Regions from separate parts of the Homo sapiens genome. Here regions 1, 2 and 4 are each linked to region 3. Evidence: read pairs that join two places in POLR2A ChIA-PET (ENCODE). Cell type or tissue: OCI-LY7. All regions are shown on one strand.

Region 1 (2,500 bases), 60 kb before region 3:
TGGTACCTTCATCTGCCCCCGGAGATTGTGCCTGCCACCCTACACCACAGTCATCCAGAGGCTGGCAGGCCTCGGCCTAAAGGTCTAGGGGGTGAGCAACCTGCAAGACTCACAAGAGGGGAAGCAGACAGAGATACCTACAGGCGGAGTGCTGTGCCCCCTGATGCCAACAAGAAAGCCGAGGCTGGGGCTGGGTCAGCAACCGAATTCCAGTTTAGAGGCGGGTTTGGTCATGGACGTGGTCAGCCACCTCAGTAAAACTGGAGAGGATTATTTTGCACTGAATAAACTTATAGCCAAAAAAACTTAAAATAAAAAAAAAAAGAACTAAAGGTACCATGTATTGTGTGTTGATCTCAAAATATAAAGCTTTATCTCAAAAACAAATATTGACTAAAATAAAGCAAGTTATAAAATATATACAACACCATTTATATAACATATTTTTAAACATGCAAAACACTGTATATATAGTTTACATATATATATGTATGCAATTATAGAAAATAGATTTAAAAATTCAAGAAAGTAGTTACCTCTGGTAACAGGAGGAGGTTAATAGAATCAGGGAGAGACACACAGGAGATGTCTTTTTAAAAAGTATCAAAGTCTCAAAAGCAAATAAATGTATTCTAATTATTTCATTGTTTCAGAATATAGTAAGTTAAAGAAATACATTTTCTCTTCTTTCTTCCTTATGGTTCCCATGAAGTAGAACCGTGTAAGATTTTTTTTCCTACAACTTCTAGCACCTGTTAATACTGGACAATATTTGTATTGCAAGCATTCATTTATTCCCTATTATTTCAGTAATAAACAATTTATTCTTCTCATTCGTTCTATTATCCTTCTCGCTCTCAATATTACACTGTAAAATCCAATGATAATGCTAAATCAACCTAACGTTCTTCAATAGGAAGTCCAGCTCATCGCTCAAGTATAAGAGAGTAAGTGGTTTAATGCCTGTTTTGGGTGTTATTTCTTACCTGCCAGGCGAACTTCTATCATGCTAACAAGGATAAATCTTCCTCACAAAATATGGAAGGCTTCTTGTTACTTCCTTAAAATGACAAAGAACTCAGCACTAAAAAGTGAAATCTTGGTTTGTTTTTTTTTTTAAAGTAAAAAATAGAAACACAGTTTCCCCATAAAATATCTTTCACTAGGTGTTCAGGTGACCACCAAGTGCTACACCAAACGCACTGCAGCTCCTTCTTATGTCTCTTCTTATTGGGGATCTTGACATTTGGGAACATGATGTTTCAGTGCATGTGTAGTGTGACTTTTTTTTCAAAGAGATTGTCTTGAAATAAGCCTATGTTTTAAGTACACACTTTTCTGCAAGCTAGCAGGCATTCTGAAGCTAGGTGGTTCTAAATAAAGAACTCTAGTCAACAACAGGAAATAACTCCCACAGAAAAAAGGGGCAGAATACAAACTCTCACCAACTCTTGTACACAGCTCACAACGGCCTTTTGTTCCATGCACATTAAGCCTGAAATCTTTACTTTTCAGAGCATGTTGGGGCCTTCGCAGAGCAATTAAACATTTCTTTTCCTTTTGCTGGTGTCCTTGCCTTCTTTCCTCTGAGGAAGTTAATCTTACAACTAACTGCTTACTATGAGATAGCAAATCAGAAAACAGAACAGTTTGTATTTTAACAACTTTCTCTTAATGGAACTTCTCAAGATAAAAACAAGTTTTGGTGTAAAAACTCACTTTTCCACCTAATACACATGACACCATGGAGAGACACACATACATGTACTAAAGGAGTAGGTTCACGTGCAGTATATGTTTCTATCAACAAGGATACATCACATTAACCCATATATCTAGACTGATGGGTTATCAGCACTTTACCAGTGGTCAGCAAATCAATGCAACTAGAAGACAAATTTATATCCTCTTCAAAGGTTCCCATCTTGAGTCTTTAGAAAAAGAGGAAGGACAATCTAGATCCCAAGCCAACCAAACAGAAAGACATTAGATGGTAGTCTTTAAAGTCAAAGTGACACCTATTAGAACAGACTGGTGGCATTCAACTATAACACAGCACAGGTGCTCCTGACAAGGGAATGAGACTGAGCAAAAAAGCTTCAATATGACTGAAGATTGGTATTTCTTCCCTCTCTTGTACATTCAGCCTTGCCCTTCCTACTGGCTCCTTGTTGCAATCAATAAATTACAGATTCACTGTATTCTATCTTCACTTTTAAAATAGGAATCAATCCTCCCCATGTTTAATGCTGCAGGAATGCTGCTAGTAGCTACTTCTGTCTATCTACAGCTTTATTTTTCTTCCTGCTTCCTCTGCCTACTGCAGAACAACTCTACTGACCATCCCACAAACGGGCAACAGTGACCCCTAAATGGCATGGCCAATGGACACTTCTCAGCTCCTCATACTACTTAGCCTTTCTGTAGCATCTGACATTACTGACCACCTCGAAAGGTTTCCTTCAAGTTGAACTGTAGTCTCCTGGTTCTTGTCTCCTTG
Region 2 (2,500 bases), 54 kb before region 3:
TGTTGGAGGAGGGAGACAACAGCCAGATGAAAGGTAAGTGATGTTGGAGGGGTGCACGTGTTTCCCAGGAGGAGAAGGGAGACAGAATAATGTTTTGAGATACCATGTGAGGTTTCTTGCTGTCCAGCCTCCTGTGCAGCTGGAGATGGCCAGGTGCTGCAGTTCTGGCTAGTCAGGTGTAAAGGGAAGTCTGCTGGAACTTCTGGGAAGGAATCTTCTTTCTGGTAGCCGTCTGTGACCATGATATAACAAGAATAAGGGTAAGGCCGGGTGGGGTGGCTCACGCCCATAATCCCAGCACTTTGGGAGGCCAAGGGCAGGAGGATCACTTGAGCCCAGGAGTTCAAGACCAGCCTGGGCAATATAGCAAGACCTCATCTCTACTAAAAATAACTGTTAAAAATTAGCCAGGTGTGGTGGTGTGCACCTGTAGTCCCAGCTACTCGGGAGGTTGAGGTGGGAAGCCCAGGAGGTTGGGGCTGCAGTAAGCTATAATCACACCACTGCCCTCCAACCTGGGTGGCAGAGTGAGACCTTGTCTCAAAAAAAAAAAAAAAAAAACAACCCAAAAACAAACAAAAAAAGGGGATAGGGTAGGTGACAGAGCGAGAACTTGTCTCAAAAAAAAAAAACAAACAAAAAACCCCAAAACAAAAATAAGGGATAGGGTAAAAGCCCAACACAATGAGAGGAGTAGAGCAGAGGTCCAGGTGGGGCCTGGGTCCTTGATGACACCCCTACCCCCATCCTTGCCATGCTGGGACCACCCAGCTCTAGACATCTGAGGAAAACAGTAAATGGCCTTGTGGTTATTTTGTAACTCTGTAGATGCGGGCCAACGGGCCAAAAACCACAGGCCACTAAATCACCTAAGGACTAGTTTAAACACAGCTCCCTAAACCTCACCTACTCTATTCAAACTTTATCTCTGTGGGAGGGGCTTAAGAATCTGCATTTTATACTTCCCAGTTGTACTGGTTTCCTATTGTTGCTGTAACAAATTATAACCTTAGTGGGTGAAAATGACACAAATTTATTCTCATATAGTTCTGGAGGTCAGAAGTCTAAAAATCAAGGTTTTGAGAGGGCTGCATTCTTCCAGAGGCTTCAGGGGAGGCCCTCCTTCATTGTCTTTTCCAGCTTCTAGGGGCTGCCTTGCATTCATTCCTTGGCTCATAACCCCTTCCTGCATCTTCAGAGCACATAATTCCAACCCTTGCTTCTGTCATCCCACCTTCTTCTTCTGCATTTGATGCTCCTGCCCCACTCTTATAAGGACCCCTGTAATTACACGGAGCCCAGCCAGATAATGATGATCTCCCCATTTCAAGAACCTTAATTACATTTGCAAAGTCTCTTTTACCACGTAAAGTAACATACAGGGAGGATTACTCTGACCACCACACCAGCTGATTGTGGAACCACCGAAAATCAGATTTAAGCCACTGTTTGTTGGCTTTTCTGTAACCTGCAGGTGAAAGCATCTTAATAAACCACTTACTGGTGATAAAAAACTTTAACCTAGCAGTTCTCAGTGGGAGCAGAGGTGGGGGATGAGGGGACAGAGAAAAAGGTCTGGGAAAGCTATGCACATTAGAATCATTTGGGATCTTTTTCCAAAATATACGTACCTGAGTTCTGCCCCAGACCCATGGAATTGGGATACCCTGGTATGTACAGGTGAACAAACTTCCCTGGGAGATTCAGCTGCAATCCCTAGTTAAGATCTACTGAATAACCTCCAACTATGCCTTAGCTTTCTTATCTGTAAAATATTGAAATATGTCTTGCCTGTCTCTCATGATTTTGTGGAGATCAAGGTAGGCAAAGTATACACAAGCACTTTGAAATTAATAAAGAGCTACATAAGTATAACTGGTGATTGGCCAGGCGTGGTGGCTCATGCTTGTAATCCAGCACTTTAGGAGGCCAAGGCAGTGGATCACTTGAGGTCAGGAGTTCGAGGCCAGCCTGGCCAACATGGTGAAACCCCATATCTACTAAAAATACAAATAATTAGTCGGGCGTGGTGGCATGCACCTGTAGTCCCAGCTACTCGGGAGGCTGAGGCAGGAGAATCGCTTGAACCTGGGAGGCAGAGGTTGCAGTGAGCTGAGATCACACCACTGCACTCCAGCCTTGGCGACAGAGCAAGACTCTGTCTCAAAAAAAAAAAAAAAGTATAACTGGTGAAATTGATGCAGGCTGTAAATGTTGGTGTGTAAAACAATTCATCCAGAGAGAACTCGTTACTTGGAACTTATAAAATAAGCAAAAATAAATCCTTCAACAAAAATAAGATAAAACAAAGCACATATACCAAACCTCATACATTAACATGTATTACCTAAGTGCCTATTTAATCTTAAAGATTAAAATATATCTGGCCTTTTTCCCAAACCACAGATTGTAAATGAAAATTTAGAAATTTAGAAGGGAGAAAGAATTAAAAGAGGCAAGTGCATGATAGTAGAAAAAAGAAAAAGACAGCTAACAACTA
Region 3 (2,500 bases):
GCCGAGATCACACCATTGCATGCACCTGGGCAACAAGAGCGAAACTCCGTCTCAAAAAAAAAAAAAAAAAATACCCTACCCAAAACCATTCGATACTATTGAGTTCTTAGGCCCTGGAGAACTAACTGAGGGCAAAATCACCTGATTATAGCCAAATACTGCTGACTGAGAGGCAGAAACCTGAGTAAATGAAAAGAGGTTGACTAAAAGGCAAAAATGGAAGCTAAGTATGATCCACGCAAAGCAAGCAGGATACTGAATGCGTTTTTATAAGTTAAAGAGAAACTCATCCCTCTAAGAATGTAACACAGCTTCCTCCCATACCTGCTTTATTGGAGACTAGTTTGCCCTTGAAATTTACAATCCAGCTGCCTTTGTGTATATCTGAATATTTCAAGCAGAGTACTGTGAAAACTGACCCACTTATACAATGCAGTTTGTTTAGTTTGGGAAGCAACTATTGAGAAAGACAAACTTAATTCTGGTGCAAATTAGGTCTGTAAAGGCATTCTGTGAGTGTTCATTGGCAAAGTGATCTCTTTCATATAATGGCACTTGTAATTATTCTGATCAATTTTGCATTCCCTATCAATTCATCTTGACTTGGAGACAGCCCAAATTATCAGGGGTGCATTCAGAAAGGCTCTCCAGGTTGTCGGCTGATCAGTGCTGAGGGAAGGCCATGAAACATGTGGCTTGCTCACCATCAGCTCTTTGAAAATGTATTTTAAGGAGTTCAAAGTTATTAGCAGAGCTTTTATAATAAGATATGAGTAATATGGGATTTTCTAAGTTAAAACTTTTAGGGGCAAGACCTAAAGAGAAACTTGGTGCTAACAATCACAGTTTGATTTGCTTTTAATCTTATACTTCAGCTTCTCAGGGATGGGTGGCATTATTCCAAAAGTTCCAAAGTGGCCACAGTTGCTATTTTTCTACAAATAGGAGGTCATATAAGAACATATAAGAAAGGGCTTCTTCATAAATGTTTCCAGATGACCAAGACCAAATTTGGATTATCTATGACATTCTTAGTCTTTTAAATGGCTGAAGACTTAGCACTAGGTGCATTTTCTCCTGGATTAAGTCTCTCCCACTAGATCCAAAAGTCCTCCAGAGCTGGTTCCACACAGGGCTTTGCACAGAGTAGATACTCAGGAATATCTGCTAGAATCTCAAGTCAAATTAGCTCTTGAGACAAGAACTGTACCTCTGTTGAAGGAGGTGTACTTTAACAGAAAGAACACAATGGTCTGAGTTTGAGGAAGTGGGCCCTAGTCTTTGCAATTAACTGGAGTTTCACTTTCCTTATGAAGGGCTTTACTCTAGATTTAGATATATACACATATTTGAACCAAATGGTCCCTAAGGTTCATTCAGCATGGTTCTAAGTAAGAAATAACAAGGCTCCTCTTTTATTCAATTATTGACTTCAAAGTCAATCAAGAAGCTACCCTTTGACGGTACATATGTTCTTATTGTGAGTAACATGGAATGGCCACTGAGGAAGATTTTTAGACGGTGATTTTCTGTGTAAATATGAGAATGACAGGGAAGACAGGAAGCTAGATGCTATCAAAGTGCTGGTTGCATGGTGGAGGGAATACTGGAGCAGGATGGCTCTAATGACTACTAGCTGTATGCCCTTGGACAAGCTGTAAACTCTCAGAAGTCTGTTTCCTCATTTGTAAAATGGGAGACAATACCTCACAAGGTGGTTGTGGCTGTGGGTGTTAAATAGGATAATGCTCATGAGAGCACTTACAAACTGCAAGGCACCATACAAATACAGATGGTATTATTCCTTGTACCAACCTGCCAAAAACGGTTTTTTCAACAAACTCTGAAGTATTAAAATAAAAAGCTAATGTTTTCCCGAAGAACTAAAATTGAAATTCTTTGTTTTCTGCTCATATTATATCTAGGTGTGGAGTGGACAGCAAGACAACTTAAGAGTTAAAATCTAAGCCCAGCGTGGCTCTCCAGCTGGTCTACCACTGACTTCGGTTATCTAACATCTGGCCTCTGCCCTTACTACTATTAGTTTACAATTACAAACAACCTCAGGCAGTGCTGAGAAACTCCATTGCCTGTTAGATGATAAGCTGGGGCACTTTAGGAATTGTTTTGCTTTGTTTTGTTTTTAACTTAAATTTGGTTTGGGCAGACCCCCTGCTGCCATTCCTGTAAGAATAGGTGTGGGTTTCCCCAAGGGCAGTGTTGGGGAAGACCCGGACTGGCATGCATGCTGCACTGGCTGATTTCTGCACTGCATTCCACAAGGTGCCCACAGCACTGCAAGGGCTGCCCTCTGCTTGAGCTCCTGCATGGCTGCTCCCTGCATGAGTAGCTTACGTGCGGCACGGCTGCTCCTTGCATGGGCAGCTCCAGCAAGGCCAGCACAATGCATTGCACGGGCCGCTCTCTGCACGCACCACTCCACGCTCACAGCAGCCCCAGACTTTGAGACTTTAACTGCAGAACAGAAGTGAGAGGCTTC
Region 4 (2,500 bases), 65 kb before region 3:
GTTTAGGCTATGAGGCATCATTAGAAAATAAACGTGAACAGAAGATACAGTTTAAGTGTAAAACACAATATACAACTAAAAATGAATCAGCCCTTTGCCACATGAATTTGTATTAGTTTTCTAGGGGAGAGGTAACACTTGCCAAGACTGTGTAGGCTTTACCTTTTAGTCGCTAATGTAGAATTGTCTTTTAAAGACCTGTTGCCAGAATAAACAAGACGTTTTCAAAATTATCCAACCTGTCTAATAATACTAGTCTTTTGCTTTAAACTGGAATATATATATATACACACACACACACACACACACAATTTAAAATTTATAGCCAGGCATGGTGGTTCATGCCTGTAACCCCAGCACCTTGGGAGGCTGAGGTGGACAGGTCACTTGCGGCCAGGAGTTCGAGACCAGCCTGGCAAACATGGCAAAACCCCGTCTCTACTAAAAATACAAAAAAATTAGCTGGGCATGGTGGCACACGCCTGTATTCCCAGCTACTCGGGAGGCTGAGGCATGAGAATTGCTTGAGTCCAGGAGGCAGAGGTTGCAGTGAGCTGAGATCGCACCACTGCACACCAGCCTAGGCAACAGAGCTGACTCAAAACAAATTAAAGAATGAATGAAAATAAAATAAAATGTATAATTTTTGTTCTCTTTCTCTTTTTTGTTTTTAGTTTTTAAATTTTTATATCTAAAATTTCAGAAATGCAGAGTAAAGTCAAGTAGGAAGAAAATAAAGCAAGCAGCTCAGACACCAACACCACATTAGGTACACTTGTATAAGTAGTCAATTGTTTTTTCAAAAATATACTTTAAATATTGAACAAAAGATTTAATCTTGCTAAGTAATATTTGTTTCAAAGCGGTTTTCTTGGAGAAGTCTTGTTTAGGTTATAGGAAACTCCTCACATGGGCAGAGAAGCTAGCTTTAAGGAGAAAATAATAGTGTGAATGATCTATCTGCAACTTCCCTTTTAAAAACAGAAGTTGAATCTGTAACACCAAATTTAGAAAGGAGAGTGGATGGCAGCAAATACCCTAAGAATATCATCTGTAGCACAGACGCCCACTGCTGTTCTGTTCTGTTACAATTAAATGTACACTTTACAATCCTGAACTTGCTCAGACAATGCATATATTTAAAGATGATTCATTTAAAAGAAAACATACATCTGAAAGAGTCACAACAAGTCAAAAATCTCACTTAAAAAGTGCCAGATTCCCTCACTATGAGTGCAGAGCTATTCATTTGGCCTCTTTACACAGAGTGCAGCACAATCCAGTACTGGGCTACGGAAAAATCATTTTTGTGGGACTAATGTTGATAATTTCAACATAATTTCTGTTTAGCTTCCTTTAAGAAACTAAAGCCCAAATTACAAAAAGGTAGAAAAAATTTTTAATTAATCAGATACTGATTTTCAATCCATTCTGATTTGTTGCCCCTTTAAAACTGTGAGACATCATGCTTTTAGTTTTAATAACAATTAACAGCAATGAGAATAAAGATTCCAGAATTACGATTTTCTCATTACAGCCAAAAATGAAAAGTGAGAAGACAAACACCTTTCCAAAAGTTCATCAGATGAAAAGATAAAAATTAATGGGGAGCCATACCATTTAATGGACAAGAATACTTAATACTATATACATGCAGATTCTCCCCCAAACTTATCAACAAATTACATGAAATTTAAATCCCATATTTTCCTTCAATGGAACTTGGCAAATGAATCCTAAAATTCATCTGAAATAGAAAAGGGCCAAACACAGTTGTAATAAGCTTAAGGAACAAGATGGGGGACATGTCCTATCAGAGCTTATTATAAAGCTCTAGTAATTAGAGCAGAGTAGAGTTGACATAGGTACAGATAAATAGATCAATGGAACAGAATTGAGAGTTCAGAACCACATATATATGGAAGTGTAATACATGACTGAAGTGAAATTACAGATCAGTAAGGAAAGAATTCAATAAGTAGCTCAGGGCCAGGCACGATGGCTCACACCTATAATCGCAGCACTTCAGGAGGCTGAGGCAGAAGGATCGCTTGAACCCTGCCTGGGCAACATGAAGAGACCCTGTCTCTACAAAAATTTTAAAAATTAGCTGAGCAGGCTGGGCACGGTGGCTCATGCCTGTAATCCCACCACTCTGGGAGGCCGAGGCGGGTGGATCACGGGGTAAGGAGTTCGAGACCAGCCTGGCCAACATAGTGAAACCCAATCTCTACTAAACATACAAAAAAAATTAGCCAGGCGTGGTGGCGGGCTCCTGTAATCCCAACTACTTGGGAGGCTGAGGCAGGAGAATCACTTGAACCTGGGAGGCAGAGGTTGCAGTGAGCCGAGATTGCACCACTGCACTCCAGCCCAGGCAACAGAGAGAGACTCCATCTCAAAAAGAAACAAAACAAAACAAAACAAAAAACCAACATTTAGCAGAGCATAGTGGTTCCAGATTCTCAGGAGGCTGAGGTGGGAGGATCGCTTGAGTCCA

Evidence for each region. Peaks named below come from ENCODE experiments on the same cell type or tissue, not always from the same donor. Only the 100,000 strongest peaks of a DNase experiment are listed, where the experiment ranks them.
Region 1: POLR2A ChIA-PET joins it to region 3 with 16 read pairs; 28 of 35 experiments call an interaction of 5 or more read pairs at or near these places.
Region 2: POLR2A ChIA-PET joins it to region 3 with 17 read pairs; 12 of 35 experiments call an interaction of 5 or more read pairs at or near these places.
Region 4: POLR2A ChIA-PET joins it to region 3 with 44 read pairs; 28 of 35 experiments call an interaction of 5 or more read pairs at or near these places.

Annotation. Positions count from the first base shown.
Region 1 is chr2:64,665,812-64,668,311 of GRCh38, forward strand. It overlaps the pseudogene RPS10P9. Among named protein-coding and RNA genes, the nearest start is that of SERTAD2, 13 kb to the left of the region's middle. In OCI-LY7, no CTCF peak of the experiment used is centred here; DNase peaks (open chromatin) are centred at 950, 1,410 and 2,040; H3K4me3 peaks cover 1,800 bases; H3K27ac peaks cover 2,500 bases.
Region 2 is chr2:64,672,036-64,674,535 of GRCh38, forward strand. No RefSeq gene overlaps it. Among named protein-coding and RNA genes, the nearest start is that of SERTAD2, 19 kb to the left of the region's middle. In OCI-LY7, no CTCF peak of the experiment used is centred here; no DNase peak of the experiment used is centred here.
Region 3 is chr2:64,725,927-64,728,426 of GRCh38, forward strand. No RefSeq gene overlaps it. Among named protein-coding and RNA genes, the nearest start is that of SERTAD2, 73 kb to the left of the region's middle. In OCI-LY7, no CTCF peak of the experiment used is centred here; DNase peaks (open chromatin) are centred at 1,275, 1,635, 2,015 and 2,345; H3K4me3 peaks cover 2,343 bases; H3K27ac peaks cover 2,500 bases.
Region 4 is chr2:64,660,842-64,663,341 of GRCh38, forward strand. No RefSeq gene overlaps it. Among named protein-coding and RNA genes, the nearest start is that of SERTAD2, 8.2 kb to the left of the region's middle. In OCI-LY7, CTCF peaks have their summits at 1,079 and 1,278; a DNase peak (open chromatin) is centred at 1,020; H3K4me3 peaks cover 1,851 bases; H3K27ac peaks cover 2,500 bases.